Linked DNA regions of Homo sapiens: region 2 is linked to region 1. Evidence: chromatin loops called from intact Hi-C (ENCODE). Cell type or tissue: PC-9. All regions are shown on one strand. Each heading gives the region's core, and the rest is flanking DNA. Links, peaks and the distances in the headings are about the cores only. Region 1 holds the start of MIR1224 (microRNA 1224). Region 2 overlaps HTR3D (5-hydroxytryptamine receptor 3D).

What was found. Hi-C counts contacts between places; a loop is a spot of excess contacts. Peaks named below come from ENCODE experiments on the same cell type or tissue, not always from the same donor. Only the 100,000 strongest peaks of a DNase experiment are listed, where the experiment ranks them.
Region 2: it touches region 1 in a loop (6-fold over the local background); 5 of 110 quality-filtered maps call a loop at or near these places.

The regions. Positions count from the first base shown.
Region 1 is chr3:184,239,673-184,245,371 of GRCh38, reverse strand. It overlaps VWA5B2 (von Willebrand factor A domain containing 5B2), which reads right to left. Exons shown (of 20, transcript NM_001390846.1): 16 at 5,336-5,683; 17 at 4,444-4,581; 18 at 4,265-4,348; 19 at 3,968-4,185; 20 at 3,043-3,882. The coding sequence ends at 3,334. ALG3 (ALG3 alpha-1,3- mannosyltransferase) reads left to right here. Exons shown (of 9, transcript NM_005787.6): 4 at 14-174; 5 at 651-771; 6 at 1,376-1,581; 7 at 1,742-1,818; 8 at 2,415-2,559; 9 at 2,696-3,071. The coding sequence ends at 2,858. It overlaps MIR1224 (microRNA 1224), which reads right to left and starts at 3,967; the gene lies at 3,883-3,967. RefSeq lists a silencer at 3,157-3,451. In PC-9, for the core only: CTCF peaks have their summits at 3,107 and 3,306 (motif pointing right); a DNase peak (open chromatin) is centred at 3,391.
Region 2 is chr3:184,037,084-184,047,055 of GRCh38, reverse strand. It overlaps HTR3D (5-hydroxytryptamine receptor 3D), which reads right to left. Exons shown (of 8, transcript NM_001145143.1): 6 at 8,783-9,035; 7 at 8,432-8,647; 8 at 7,687-8,310. The coding sequence ends at 8,081. Among named protein-coding and RNA genes, the nearest start is that of HTR3D, 10 kb to the right of the region's middle. RefSeq lists an enhancer at 7,929-8,429. In PC-9, for the core only: CTCF peaks have their summits at 6,654, 6,854 and 8,916; a DNase peak (open chromatin) is centred at 6,918.

The DNA.
Region 1 (5,699 bases), core at 272-5,271:
GTTTTCCCTTTAGGTACCTCCCTTCGTCTTTTTCTTCATGTGCTGCGCCTCTTACCGTGTCCACTCCATCTTTGTGCTGCGGCTCTTCAATGACCCAGTGGCCATGGTGCTGCTCTTCCTCAGTATCAACCTCCTGCTGGCCCAGCGCTGGGGCTGGGGTTGCTGCTTTTTCAGGTCAACACCTCTTCCTTTCTGGTCCCCTCTCGTTTTCTGCATTTCCATCTCTTCCCAATTTCCTGCAGCAGAGGGAGTAAAGGAGTAGCCAAGACAGCATGGGTCACTCAGGGCTCCACAAAGCGAGTCCAGGATCTATAGAAAGTTTCTGCCCTGCCATCCCCCAACATACACACATGCCCTCTTTCCATCCTGTCTTCCTCCCAGACAGCATTCCTTGTTGGAATTAGTCCTTCACATTCTAAATACTCAGTATATGCTCATTCGCATCTAGTAGGCATAGAGACTATGTATCTGCCTCCTGCCTACTCCAGGCTCTTCCCTCCAACAGTTGTGAGTGTAGGTCCCATCTTGGAGTTTGTTGGCGTGGCGGCGGGGGGGAGGTTGCTGTGGTGATGGTGGGGGGTATGTCTTTGGGTGTTGTGTGCATGGCCCTGGAGCTGATCTCCACCCTTCCTCTCCCCTGCTCACCCCAGCCTGGCAGTCTCTGTGAAGATGAATGTGCTGCTCTTCGCCCCTGGGTTACTGTTTCTTCTCCTCACACAGTTTGGCTTCCGTGGGGCCCTCCCCAAGCTGGGAATCTGTGCTGGCCTTCAGGTACCCCCATCTCACCCTTCCTCTTTCTAATCAAGGAGAAGCCACTTGTCTTGATTGAGGGGCTCTATCCCTGAGACTCCCTCAAAGCCAAGAGACAGGGTTTTGGAGTTGATTCTGAGCTAGGGAGCCACTATCGCTAGGCTGTAGTTTCCATAGCTGTAAAATAGGGTATTAAATTTGATGGTCTCTGAGAGCCTTTTTGCTTTTTTTAATTTTAAGTTTTGAGATGGGCTCTTGCTGGGTTGCCCAGGCTGGTCTCAAACTCCTGGGCTCAAGCAATCCTCCTGCCTTGGCCTCCCAAAGCGCTAGGATTTTGGGCATGAGCCACCCTGCCTGGCTTCTGAGAGCCTTCCTTGCTCTGCCCAGTTATGACTTGGTGAATCCACACCTTAAAGCATTGTTATGACCTGCCTCCTGAGCTTCTTTGGCCCCAGGCACTGGCCTGGGCCGGGGGGTGGGGAACGTGGTTTTCCTGCTATTTCTAGTGGGAATTGGGGAACCTCTGAGGCCTACATCCCCGTCCCACACCCCTCAATGAGTAGCATGAAGGCTGGTCATTGGGAATGAGCCTTGGCAGCTCTGCTGACATCACACCAATCCTCAGGTGGTGCTGGGGCTGCCCTTCCTGCTGGAGAACCCCAGCGGCTACCTGTCCCGCTCCTTTGACCTTGGCCGCCAGTTTCTGTTCCACTGGACAGTGAACTGGCGCTTCCTCCCAGAGGCGCTCTTCCTGCATCGAGCCTTCCACCTGGCCCTGTTGACTGCCCACCTCACCCTGCTCCTGCTGTTTGCCCTCTGCAGGTGGCACAGGTGAGAAAAGGCAGTAGTGCCATGGGCAGAGTTGGGGGAAGGAGTGAAGGGCCTAAGCCTTAGGGGCTGCTTGGGGGAAGTGTCAGTTAAGCTCATGGGGTGAGTCTAGAGTTTGACTCACAAAAGGGGCTTGATAACTGTCTGAATGGCTTTTCTCCAGGACAGGGGAAAGTATCTTGTCGCTGCTGAGGGATCCCTCCAAAAGGAAGGTTCCACCCCAGCCCCTTACACCCAACCATATCCTTTAAATTGTGGGAAGGTAAGTCTTGCCCTCTCTAGGTGCTGACAGAGTCCTGGTCAGGTATCCCTTGACAGCTGGTGACCTGGGCGAGGAAAGGGGACCCCAATCATAGAAGTCCTATTCTGCACCACTGTGCTGAGCACTTCACATATTGAAGGATATTTGATTCTTAATTCTAAATACGAGCTACTCTTATGAGTACTTCTCCCTGGTACTATCATAAGAGATTTACATATGTTCTAATATTGAAAGCTCACAAGAGACCCCGAGACAGGGAGGTACACTTACATTTACTATTCTCATTTTACAGATGGAAAAATTAAGACTTCATGAGGTTAAGTAACTTACCAAGGTCACACAGCCAGTAAGTTAGGGGTTCAAACCCACAAGACCTTATGGCCCTAGGTATTACTCTCTCCATATTCCATATTTGGTTGAGGAGCAGGTCCAGAGAGGTTAATAAACTTGCCCAAAGGCATGCATCAAGGAATGGCAGAGCCAGAGGGCTATGTGACCTAAAAACTATTGCCCCTCTGTTTTGGGATAGTCCCCCCCACACACACTCCTGCCCTTGGCCTTGACCACCGCATACAGATCGTTTCTACCCTCTTCACCTCCAACTTCATTGGCATCTGCTTCAGCCGCTCCCTCCACTACCAGTTCTACGTCTGGTATTTCCACACACTGCCCTACCTCCTGTGGGCCATGCCTGCACGCTGGCTCACACACCTGCTCAGGTACCAGCTGGGACAACCTGGGGGAGTGGGAAGGGATAGGGAGTTCCTGTTGGGGGTTTATGTCTAGGGCATGAGGAGCTGCAGGTCTGCAGGCCTTGCAACTGGATGAAACGTGGAACCTGTTTCTCATCTCCAGGTTGTTGGTGCTGGGGCTCATCGAGCTCTCCTGGAACACATACCCTTCCACATCCTGCAGCTCTGCTGCCCTGCACATATGCCATGCCGTCATCCTGCTGCAGCTCTGGCTGGGCCCGCAGCCTTTCCCCAAGAGCACCCAACACAGCAAGAAAGCCCACTGAAGTCCACCCCTTTCCCTCAGGACCTGAGTCTACCCTCAGGACCTGGGGTTGGTTGGACTCTGCCCTTCCAAATAAACCTTGCTAAGTCCAACTCTGTGCAACCTACATGGAGGTGGGGGCAGCCGATGCCTGGTCCAGGCTGTGAGGGACACGTATGGAGCAGATAAAGAATTCACTCAAGCAGTCCTAAGAGGCACTTTATTGCATAGGATTTGGGGACTGTGGCTCTCTACCCTTCCACTGTGTTGCAGGGAGCTCAGAGGATGGAGGGGAGTGTGAGTGGGGTGGGAGGAGAGGGAGAGAGCACAGGCAGGCACTTTTTGTGGGGGCAAGAGGGCTCTAGGGAGGGAGTAAGAAGCAGTGGGGGACAGGCTGGCACCAGCCTACACTTTCCCAGCACCAAGAGGCCAGCCCTGGGCGGCAGTGACTTGAGTGTGTTGGGTGGGGCGCCAGCCCAAGCAGCAGGGGGCAGCCTTCACACGTTCGCTGGGCTGTAGCACAGCAGGTGTAGCTGCAGGTTTTGGTCCCAGTGGCGCAGTAGCAGGAAGAGCCCTCGGGCTGCGGCCTTGAGGGCGGCCAGGTCAAGGCCGTCAGGCAAGTGCTGGGCCCGCAGCCAGCAATCAGCCTTGGCCGCTGTCAGTTCCCACTCGTCGAAGGCAGCGGCGCATCGGTGCTCCAGCCAGGCGAGTGCTACGGCAGTGGCCCAGGTCCGGCCCCGCAGGTCGGTGCCGCCCAGCCCTTCCGCCCCCTCGGAGGCCTCGGTGTCTGAGCCCCGCCCACTGTCCACCTGGCCTGGCCCCTCAGAGCCCGAGCTGGGGGACGGGCTGCAGGAGGCCGTGGCACTGTCACCCTGGCCAACACCAGGGCCCAGAAGTGCCCAGGGCAATGAGGCCGAGGTGGGGCTGAGGCTGGCGCGGTGCACGGCAAAGGGCGAGGCACGGCAGAGGCGCTCCTGCGAGATGCGCACAGCGGCGCAGAAGGGCGCGTCCAGGCGGAAGGAGCCTGGTGCCTCCTGCAGCCGCACCTGAGGAGAGAGGAGGTGGGGGGAGAAGCGAGCTGAAACAGCGCCCGGCCCCGGCGGCACCACCCTCCACCTCCCGAGTCCTCACCAAGGGCAGGTAGTCATGGTCGCTGCCTTCACTGTTGTTGGCCTGGCCCGGGTCAGGGCTACAGAGTTTGTGACGGCGGCCCATGCTGAGCCGACAGGGAGGACGGGGAGGTGGGCGGCGAGGACCTTCCGTGGGAGTGGCAGGGTCCCCCAAAGCACGCTTGGAGTTGCCATTTTGGTCCGAGTCCCAGGCGCCTGCTGGAGAGCCTCTCTGAAGTCCTGCAGTGGGGATCATCAGTGCCAGGGGGCGGTCTCTAAGCCCAAGTGCCCCTACCCTTTCCCTACCTTTGGGTGTTACCTTTAGAGTAGACAACAGTGGGCAGAGGAGCTGCATCTAGATGGCTGTGAGAGGCAGGAGGGGTTCCTGGGGGCTCAGCGGGCTCTGCAGGGGCACATGGGACAGGAGTCAGGTTTGTCCAGGAGAGTGGCCAGTGAGGTGAGAGCTGCACCTGAGAGGTCACCAGAAGAGGCCCCTACCTGAGCTGCACACCTGCAGGGCCCCAGGCAGGACCTCCCTAGTAGTAGCATCCACAGCTACAGGGCAAGTGAAGCAGGAGGGGGCAGAGCTGACCTTACTTGTCTGAAGGGCTCGAAGCCAGCACCTCCGGGCATGGCCTGTGGAACCAAGGAGCAGTCTGTGGAGCCCCCACCACCCACCCTCTACAGAGGGCTCATAGAAAAAATTGCAGTGTTCTCCCCAGCTTCTCCCTCTATCGACTTTAACAGAGTAGATTGCCTTGCTAGGCCCAGAACCAGCTCAGACTCCCCAACTTTGACAAGAAGTGATCAGGCTGAATCTTCAACCCATAGCAGAGCAAGAGCCCCCTGGCTGCCCAGAAATTCAGCACTCTGGACAACACCCAGAGGAAGCATTAGCTGGCACATTTTCCTCCACCTGCTTCTGCACTAATAAAACTTGGAAATGTTCTCTCTCTTCATGATCCAATGTGGTAGCCACTAGTCACATTTGACTATTGAGTACTTCAGCTGTGGTTAGTGCAACTGAGGAAATGAACTTTAAGTATTTTCCTAAATGACAAAGATTTGTTTTTACGTTGTGGGTGCTGTGAATCATGACAGGATCACGTTGCCCTCTGTGCTGGCTGCTAGGAAGCTTGTCAGTTCTGGATCTGATCCTTGCAAGAGTATATAACCTCACAGCATGCACCTTTAATATAACCTCATTCTCAGTTTCCTTTTATTTTTACTTTTTCCCATTGTCCCGCTTAATTTTTTATCTTGTCTGTGATGAGCCTCAAATCCTTTGTGATCAAAGCGAGGTATAGAGAGTGATCAAACACACAGACCTCTACCTTTGCTGTTTTTAGCCCATGCCTTTGGGTCCTGACTGGACCCATGAGCAACTCACCCCGGTCAGCTGTGGTCTCTGCCCCTCCTCGGAGGGCCAGCTGCTCATTGTCCCGGACCACAGAGGCTGCTGTCAGCCGATGGAGTGCTTGGTCCCAAGCAGCTTCTCTTACAGGAGGTGAGGGAGGCTGTGAGCCATCTCCAGGTCCCCACAGTGTCTCCAGCCCAACACCCACCTCCCAGCACATGGGCTGCTCCCCACACAGGCCCCGGATCACCACATGGCAGCGTGGAGCCTGGGGAGGCACTGCTGGAGGGGCCAACTCCCCACTAGGAGGCACAGCCGTGAATAAGAAGGGTGGTTCCATCAGCATGTCCCAGTCCATAGGGGCTGGGGAGAGCAGGTTTCCTGGGGAGGCAAGACA
Region 2 (9,972 bases), core at 4,973-9,972, 200 kb after region 1:
TCACTGCAGCCTCTGCCTCCCAGGTTCAAGCAATTCTCCTGCCTCAGCCTCCTGAGTAGCTGGGACTACAGGTGCGTGCCACCACGCCCAGCTAATTTTTTTGTATTTTTAGTAGAGACAGGGTTTCACTGTGTTGGCCAGGATGGTCTCAATCTCTTGACCTCGTGATCCACCCACCTCGGCCTCCCAAAGTGCAGGGATTACAGGCATGAGCCACCATGCCTGGCCTAATCTGTTCTTTTTTTTTTCTTTTGAGACGGAGTCTCACTCCGTCGCCCAGGCTGTAGGGCAGTGGCACAATCTCTGCCTCTGCGTTCAAGCAATTCTCCTGCCTCAGCCTCCTGAGTAGCTGGGACTACAGGCGTGGGCCACTATACCTGGCTAATTTTTTTGTATTTTAGTAGAGATGGGGTTTCACCATGTTGGCCAGGCTGGGCTTGAATCCTGACATCAGGTGATCCGCCTGCCTCTGCCTCCCAAAGTGCTGGGAATACAGGCATGAGCCACTGCACCCAGCCAATCAATTCTTAAAGATTCAGCTCAGCTCAAGTGTCTGGTCTTCTGTGAAGCCTTCCTGTTGCAAGCACATGCATGCCTGCACACACCTGAACTCTATCATGACCCCTACATTGGAAGCATCTTTTTGCATGTACATCTCCCCTACTGCTCTGTAACATCTTGGAGAGCAGGAATCACATCTTCTTCTTTTTTGTACCCCCAGTATATGGCATGTAATAGTAGGCAGTCAATAAATGTTTGTTAAATGCCTGGACTGCCAGTTCACTATGCATGAGCGGAGGGGACACAGGCACCCTGGGAGGATGTAAGAGGTGGTTGGGAGCTGCACGGGAGTCCTGAGGCCATATCAGAGAAGTTAGCTGCTGTTTCTGTGGTGTGGCTGGGGTGTGGGCCTTTGTCTTGGGTGCGGTCTGGTAGAGATAGGGGTAGGTAGAAGCACTGCGGTCTGCAGCAGGTGGGATCCGGAGGGCTGAAGCCAGGGCCTAGCCTTTTCTTTCTTTCTTTCTTTTAATTTTATTATTTTTTTGAGACAGAGTCTCACTCTGTCACCCAGGCTGGAGTGCAGTGGCATGGTCTCGGCTCACTGCAACCTCCGCCTCCTAGGTTCAAGTGATTCTCCTGCCTCAGCCTCCCAGGTAGCTGAGAATACAGGTGCGCACCACCACACCCAGCTAATTTTTGTATTTTTTTTAGTAGAGATGGGGTTTTGCCATGTTGGCCAGGATGGTCTTGAACTCCTGATCTCAAGTGATCCACCTGCCTCGGCTTCCCAAAGTTCTGGGATTACAGGCGTGAGCCACCACGCTCAGCCCCAGCCTTTTATTTCTGAATGCTTCTCTAACTTTCCAGAAAATGCCAGGCTCAGAATAGTCTACCAGAGCCACCACCAACTGAGTTTGTGCCATGTGCCCTATACTGTGCTAAGCACTTTACTTACAGCATTCTTATCCTCATGACTGCTTTCAGACAGAATTCTCATTTTACAGATTGGAAAACTGAGGCTGGGGTGTAGTGATTCACACCTGTAATCCAGCACTTTGGGAGGCCAAAGTGGGAAGATCGCTTAAGGCCAGGAGTTTGACACCAACCTGGGCAATATAGTGAGACCCCATTTCTACATATGCCTGTAGTCCCAGTTACTTGGGAGGCCGAGGCAGGAGGATCGCTTGAGCCTAGGAGTTCAAGGCTGCAGTGAGCCATGATTGCACCACTGCACTCCAGCAAGACCCTGTCTTACAAAAGAAAGAGGCTGGGTGGGGTGCCTCACACCTGTAATCTCAGCACTTTGGGAGGTTGAGGCAGGCAGATTGCTTGAGCTCAGAGGTTTGAGGCTAGCCTGGGTGACATGGTGAAACTCCATCTCTACAAAGAATACAAAAATTAGCCAGGTGTGGTGGCGCATGCCTTTAGTCCCAACTACTTAGGAGGCTGAGGTGGAGGTTGCAGTGAGCTGAGATCACACTGCCCTCCAGCCTGGTTGATTGAGTGAGACCCTGTCAAAAAAGAAACAAAAAGAAGGAAGGAAAGAAGAAAGGAAGCAAATAAAGAAAGAAAGGAAAGGAAAGGAAACTGAGGGGCAGAGAGGTCCAAAATCTTACTCAGGCCGGGCATGGTGGCTCACGCCTGTAATCCCTGCACTTTGGGAGGCCGAGGCAGGTGGATCACCTGAGGTCAGGAGTTCGAGACCAACTTGGCCAACATGGTGAAACCGCGTCTCTACTAAAAATACAAAAATTAGCCAGGCATGATGGTGGGTGCCTGTAATTCCAGCTACTCGGGAGGCTGAGGCAGGAGAATCACTTGAACCCAGGAGGTGGAGGTTGCAGTGAGCTGAAATCGCACCACTGCACTCCAGCCTGGGCGACAGAGTGAGACCCTATCTAAAAGCAAAACAAAACAAAACAAAACAAAAAACAAACAAGAAAAACAACAAAAAAAAAACTTGCTCAGTGTCCACTCAGGTGGAAATTGGTAGAATCCAGATTCAAAGCCAGATTAATCTGATTCTATTGCTCTTTCTTTGCTCTTTTTATTATTTCACAGCTAGGGAATCTTGTTGACTGGTTCATTATGTTCCTAGGTTTTCATCAGTGAAATCCCTGGGCCTGAACAGTGCTTGGATCCCAAGGTAAATAGCAGGGGCAGCAGCTATAGTTTTGCAAATCACAGGTACCAATATCTAGCTCCTCAGCTTATCCCAAGAGGATCACACTGCATGGCCCCTGGTGGTCCGTTCATCTGGGACTCTGGGAGATCAGATTTGGAATATAGATGTTAGCTGGCAAGGGCAGAATTTGATGGTGGAAGGAGGCTGTGAGGGCTGCCATTCTGCATCCCGGATAGATGGCAATCACATGCAGAGGGCATTGGCCAGGGCTAGGGAGCTGGGAGAGCAGGAGGTATCTAAAGCACCCAAATCACCAGCTGGGTCACCAGCTGAGGTCAGGCTGCTATAGTGCCTGGGAGCAGGAGAGTGGGAGCGTCCTGGGCCTCCTGAGCCGCACCTAGGATAAAAGGCTGATGGACAAGCCTTCACCTGTGGCTGCCACTTTCACAGGCCCAGGCTCTTTTCCCAGGCACTGTTGAATGATGATAACTTCATACTTGTCACTTCACTTCTCTCCACTTCATTTTTCCCATCTGAAAAAGGAGGGGGTTGACCTGGAAATCTGTAATTCTTTATGTCTCTTGCCTCCCACCTAGAAGACTGTTTTGCACTTCAGATTTCAGCCTGTGTGAAAAATGGACGCTCTCTGGTGTTTCACATTCAGTTTTGCAGCTTCTATCAACTTATTAATAATTGTCAATAGCAATATTCGAAACATAATTTAATCTGTGTTATTAGCTCTACTTCACAAATGAAAAAAATTTTTAATATATAAGGTTAAGCCACTTGGCCAATATGATCCAACTAGCAAGTAATGGCATCAGATTAAAAACCCAGGACAGCCAGATGCCAGATTTCTCTCTACTGTACCTTCGTTTTTTTCCTGCTGTATAAAAGAACCAGTGCCAATGAACTGTCAAATAAGAGAGGTTATCAAAGGGAGAATCAGAAATAGAAGAGGAGAAAAAGGACAGGTTTGAAACAATGCCTGTGGCTTCACATCCTAGAGTAGACCTGAAGGAAGGGGCAGGGCCTTCCTTCAGGTCCTTCAGGTCCTGCCCTGAAACACGATAACAAGACAAATATTCTAGTGTGAAGTTAATATGGAACCAAAAGAAAGTAGATTAAACATGGAAAAATGCTTTTTTTTTTTTTTGAGACAGGGTCTCACTCTGTCACCCAGGCTTCAGAGCAGTGGCGTGATCTCGGTTCACTGCAGCCTTGACCTGCCAGGCTCAAGAGATCCTCCCACCTTGGCCTCCTAAGTAGCTGGGACCACAGGTGCATGTCACCATGCCATGACTAATTTTTCGTATTTTTTGTAGAGATGAGGTTTAGACTGTTGCCCAGGCTGGTCTCGAACTCCTGAGCTCAAAGGATCTGCCTGCCTTGGCCTCCCAAAGTGCTGGGATTACAGGCGTGAGCCACCATACCTGGCTGAAATACTGTTTATAATGGTTTAGATAATGAGAAAGTGAACATGTGAGAACCACAGGATAGCACTGCAGATGAATGGACAAAGTGAGGAGCTGCCAGGCAGAAACAGGCTGTCAAATGCAAGGTGGCACAGGAGGGACCAGTGCCTGTCAGCAAGGTTTCTAAAGAGGTCATAAATTACCTTGCAAAGCCTTTCAGAGGTTTGCCAGATAACAAGAGGAAAGTCATTAGCACAAACTGTACTTATCATATGATTCTATTATAGATGGAACAGCAAAGCAGCAGGCACACCTGTTAATTTTGTGGGAGAGCTCCAGATTCAAAGGTTCTGTATGATTACCATTGATGTTAGGATCACATGTTCAGATTTTGCTTGTGGAGAAAATAAAATCACTATAATTATATCATGCCTTCTCTTACTAAAAGGAGATATATAGAATATTAATCCATGTGTCAAAAAAGATAAACTGCACACTTCTGTTAAAATAAAACTTAAAGCTACATTTTGGGGAAAATGTGAAGAAACGAAGCAGAGAAATATGTACCTGGCCAGACATGGTGGCTCCCACCTGTAATCCCAGCACTTTGGGAGGCCGAGTTGGGCAGATCACCTGAGGTCAGGTGTTCGAGACCAGCCTGGCCAACATGGTAAAACCCCGTCTCTACTAAAAGTACAAAAAAATTAGCCAGGCATGGTGGCGCATGCCTGTAGTCCCAGCTCAGGAGGCTGAGGCAGGAGAATTGCTTGAACCTGGGAGGCAGAGGTTGCAGTGAGCCAAGATTGCACCACTGTACTCCACCACTGTACTCCAGCCTGCGTGACAGAGTGAAACTCTGTCTCAAAAAAAAAAAAAAAAAAAAAAGAAAGAGAAAGAAAAAGAAAGAAATATGTACCTGAAGATGGGGGGAAGACAAAATAATGCAAATTGATCTTAAATAATTTCAGAGCCCCTCAAAAGCTGGGTAAACAAGCTACTCTGAAAAAGTTGAGGGTGAGTTTTCAAGTGAGAATGACCATCTCAGTATGGGGTTATAGGAGTGGAAGGTCCGCAAGGGTCTGGCAGTACAATGTACATTAGCAGCCAAAAAACTAAATCCAGAGGGAGCACAGAGAAAAGATGAATCGGTCAGAGTCGATTTGGGAAATACACTTTCCAGAAAGGAATGGAGAAAGTATAAATAGTGAACTTAGGTGCTGGGCCTTATGACGGGGTAAGGAGAGAGTGGGTAAGGGATAGAGGTGGGACTTGGGAAAATGGCGGAGGGAGTAAAAGGAAATGTAAAAGAAAGTTTGTCTTTGGGACCCTGATCAGGGCCTTGCTCTTGCTGTTTTAATTCTCCTAAAGTGTCAGCTGATAGAGACTTGAAGTGATACCGATGTCTCCATATGGGACTCTGAGCACCTCTCTGGGTTTCCTCCTCAATTTGGAAAGCAATGTAGCAGACAGGTTAGGAGTCCAGCCTCTAGGAGTCAGCCAGCCTCGGGTCAGACTGCAGCTCTGTCGCTTAACTAGCTGTGGAACCTTGTGAGGCCACTAACTGGCCTCTCTGTCTTCATGTTCTACAGGTAAAAAATGGAGACAATAATACAAAACCACAGTTCTAAAATCTAAAGAGCTTGGAAAACTAAATGATTTTTTACAAATATTTGGTGGCGGCCGGGCGTGGTTCCTCATGCCTGTAATCCCAGCACTTTGAGAGGCCGAGGCGGGTGGATCACCTGAGGTCGGGAGTTCGCGACCAGCCTGGCCAACATAGTGAAACTCTGTCTCTACTAAAAATACAAAAACTTAGCCGGGCATGGTGGCGGGTGCCTGTAATCCCGGCTACACGGGAGGCTGAAGCAGGAGACTCGCTTGAACCCGGGAGGCGGAGATCGTGCTGAGATTGTGCCATTGCACTCCAGCCTGGGAAACAAGAGCGAAACTCCGTCTCAAAAAAAAAAAAAAAATACACCAAATATTTGGTGGCAAAACAGACCAGAATTGATGCAAAGCTATTCATAGTTTTATTTTTTCCACCTAGTGTGAATATTCTTAGATTTCATTGCAGAAATATTAATCTGCTGGTTACAGGGTGCTGCTCCATACCCCAGTTGGGGCGTCAGTAACATATAGTAAATAAATGCACACTTATGACCTTTTTAAAATCTGAAAAATTCCGAACTCCAAAACACATTTGGCTCCAAAGGTTTTTGAATCTATGGTTCCTACTTCATAGCGTTACTATGAGCATTCACACGGCGCACTTAGAGTGCCTGCCGCGTATTAATAACTCAGTAACTGGTGGTTATTATTACTAGTACTGTGTCTTTCCTGAAGGCCCACCTTTTAGAAATCTGTGAGTTGAGGAACTGCCAAAATAATGACAGACACAGCAATTTACTTAGGTGAATGTGAGGGCTGTATTCCCCAGGTTGTGGACATGCCTGGAGGACGGTAATGGTGAAAAGAATGCCGGCAGCGTTCTGGAAACTGAGGAGCAAAAGATCTTCTTGGAAAAACAAAAACAAAAACAAAATGCATCCTAAAAAGAGAATGAAGGGACACAATTTGGTTTGAAGACCATGGGCCTGAGTGACAGGAGGGATTCAGAGTATTGCAGGGTATTTCTGATTTAACACCCCAGATGCCCATGGGCCCCTCTGGAGTCCCAGTGGAACTGAAAGAAAAAAGCGAGTGACAGCTGGTCCTGGGGTTGCAGCATCCAGCTGGGAGCCTCTGTAGCTCCAGGATCCAGTCCCGACCATGGCTATGGCTCTGAGAGAGCAGATACTCTTGCAGCTAATGTGGGGTAGAACCTTTGGCAGGCACTAGCACTACCTCTAGTGGACATTAGCAACCTTGCCACCCTTTGGGCATCTACAGTGACCAGAGGGAGCCGAAGGAGTTTGGGAAAGAGCAGTGGAGAGGAGAAGCCAGAGAAATATTATTTAGTGAACCATTTTGTGAGTCTATTTTTACTCCTAGATGGTCATGATTTGGGAAATATGAGCTACAGATAGAAAGTAGTAGAATAAATGAAAGAAATGGAAATAAATCGTTGCGAAAAAGAAAATATGATGTTTGAGTGTAGTTAAGTTGCCCTCAAATAGGTGCTTTCTGAACCAACAAATGCCTTAGCTCTCATGTCCAAGGGCACAGTAGAGCCTCAACTTGTGCAAGGCAGCTAGTGCTCCCTAGGCAAAGACCTTCGAAATAATAAGACAAGTGTTAGGAAAAGGCACTTTCCAGTTCATACGGGGGCATTTGTGTTCCTCTCAAGTAAAGTAGATGTCATTTTCAAATGTGCTTCCCTTGGCCTTATGTTCTTTTCTTAGCATGATTAAGGGTACATCAACTCAAATTGCAACACAGATACTTTAACGGTAATGCAGGATTATGTTAACACTCTAAGTACTTAATGATGAATGAGTCATACGTCAGGGTGTAACAAAAGGCTGCGCTCTTTAAGCAGGAGAGGCCTAGTTTTGGCACATTAATTTCTGAAGCTTAAGTCCAGAGTAGCTGGATTTAGGAAGTTAATCTCTGTTTTTCTATAATTCCTTCTAATAGATTTTGGCCCCTTCTTTCTCTTCCCCTACATTTCACATGTTGTCTGATAGACTTAAAAAAACACACACGTAAGAGAAAATCCTTTTTACTTTGGCTGAGAAGTTTCTGCAAGAAGACTCTCAATCCCAAGATTTTTTTTACCATAACAGAATTCAGGGAAAAGCCAATACTTTCTGCAAAGGGGCATATTGGGGTGATTTAATCAAGGACGTACCCTAGGAACCTGAATCCTGAGGAGCCAGGGAGGTATGGGAGGGCTGAGTGGGGCTGATGGCATGCAGGAGCAAGGACCCGACTTTTGGAGGGCATAGGAGACTATTCAGGTCTGGTCTGAAACTACACAGAGGACTGGGTTAAAAATGAGGCGGTTGACAGGGCCACAAGGCTGACTGAGAGCCTGACTGGTTTCTGGAGTTCTCTGGCAAAAAGAAGTCCAGACTGAAGTTTGCAGGTGAGCACCTGCCTAGGTGTTCCAGAGGCATATGACGGTGATGATGGAGGAGGCCATGAAGAGCAGGTAGAGGCGGAAGAGCAGGGCGTCCATCGCGTGGCTGAACTGCACCCACAGCTCCACCGAGTGCTGCTTCTGGGCCTCGTGTTCCCGCTGGGCCCTTGTCCATTCTGAGCCCCCTGTCAGCTCTGCCTCCCCAGGGCCTGGCATCTGCCCTGCTGATACCTCTGGCTCCTTCACACCTACAGAAAGACAGAGACTCAGCCATGGGCTGCAAATGTCACCTGTGGAGGGAGGGAGACAGGGAAGGAGGCAGGAGCAGAGAAGTGGAGGTGGGGGAAGAGGAAGTATGACTTCCCTCACCGGGCAGGTGGGTGGGGGTGAGACCCGGGCCCTTATTTCCCTTCTGGGGCGCAGTGGGACAGCATCTCCCTTGGCCGGTGCAGTGCAGCAGCAGGGAGTGGAGCCACCGAGGCAGAGGTAGGGGCTGGGTGGTGGCCACGTGCAGCAGGTGGGTGATGAAGATGGTCTCCAGCAGGCTGCCCACCATCAGGGACAGGCACAGGGCGAAGTAGACACCTGCAGGCAAGGGGGTCTGCATGAGGGCCAGAGGCGCCACCTAGAATTTCTTGTTTCTTTCCCAGAGGATCTTTTTCCAGGATCCCTTTTCACTTCGCCTGGTTCTGCCCATCCCTCTCCCCATCCAACACACACCTCGCTTTTGGTCTCTTGATGGATGAGGACGTACTAGTGAAGCATGTGATGAAGTGCTAGTGGCTGGGAGCAAGTCATTCATCATGAGCAGGAAGACGCTGTAGCCCAGCAGAACAGTCATCTTGAATGGGGCACAATTCCCACTTTCCAGTGGCAGGTAGAAACTGAGGGCATCGATGGCAATCAGAATGCCACTGGGCACCAGAAAGTTTACCACGTAGGGGCTGGGCCTGCACCTGCGCCTGATGGCCACCTGGTGGGGAGGAGAAGGAGGGGCAAGTGAGAAGTAGGCTGGGAGGCTGTCAAGACAGGTAAGAGTAAGAACTGGGATTTGTCCCAGGCCAAACTGTCTAGTAAGGAAATATTACCTCCCGTCCCTTTCAGCATCCGGTCTTTTCATCCAAAGGCGTCTCACAAGGTTAGAGTCTCCCATGCTGCTTACCTCTGAAATGTATCTCATTCCTTTTGGCCCAAGGTGTCAACTTTCTCCACTTAAATTTTTATTCCTACCGACGTGCTCTTAGCAAGACTGTGGAACCACCGACTTAGGTGTCGCGTGTGTTTTATCTTTTCATTTCTAATTGCTTTTCTCGTCAAGGTCTAATCTCTAGTGACTTTGCAGGGGAACATTTGAGACCAGTGGGAGGGAAAGCAGACAGTATCAGATATTTTGGGGTTATCAGGATTTGGAATCATCATATCCCTAAGGCAGTGTTTCCTAACTCTTTCTACCATATCTTTTTAAAAATAAACAAAAATTCCTGCCTTCCAAAAAGTTCTGACAGCCATTGGGGAAGGCGGGGCTCACCCTCACCATGAATCACTGGCATAGAGCCTTTGTTTCTTCCTCAAGGGATGCTTTATTTAGTAACTATTTACTGAGTACCAGGTATTGTTTTAGTACTGAAGGTTTATCAGTGAAAAAAGTGACAAAAGGCTGGGCACGGTGGCTCATACCTGTAATCCCAGAACTTTGGGAGGCCGAGGCAGGCAGATACCTGAGTTCAGGACTTTGAGACCGGCCTGGTGAACGTGGTGAAACCCCATCTCTACTAAAAATACAAAAATTAGCCGGGCATGGTGGCGGGCCCTTGTAATCCCAGCTACTCAGGAGGCTGAAGCAGGAGAATCACTTGAACCCAGGAGGTGGAAGTTGCAGTGAGCTGAGATCACGTCATTGCACTCCAGCC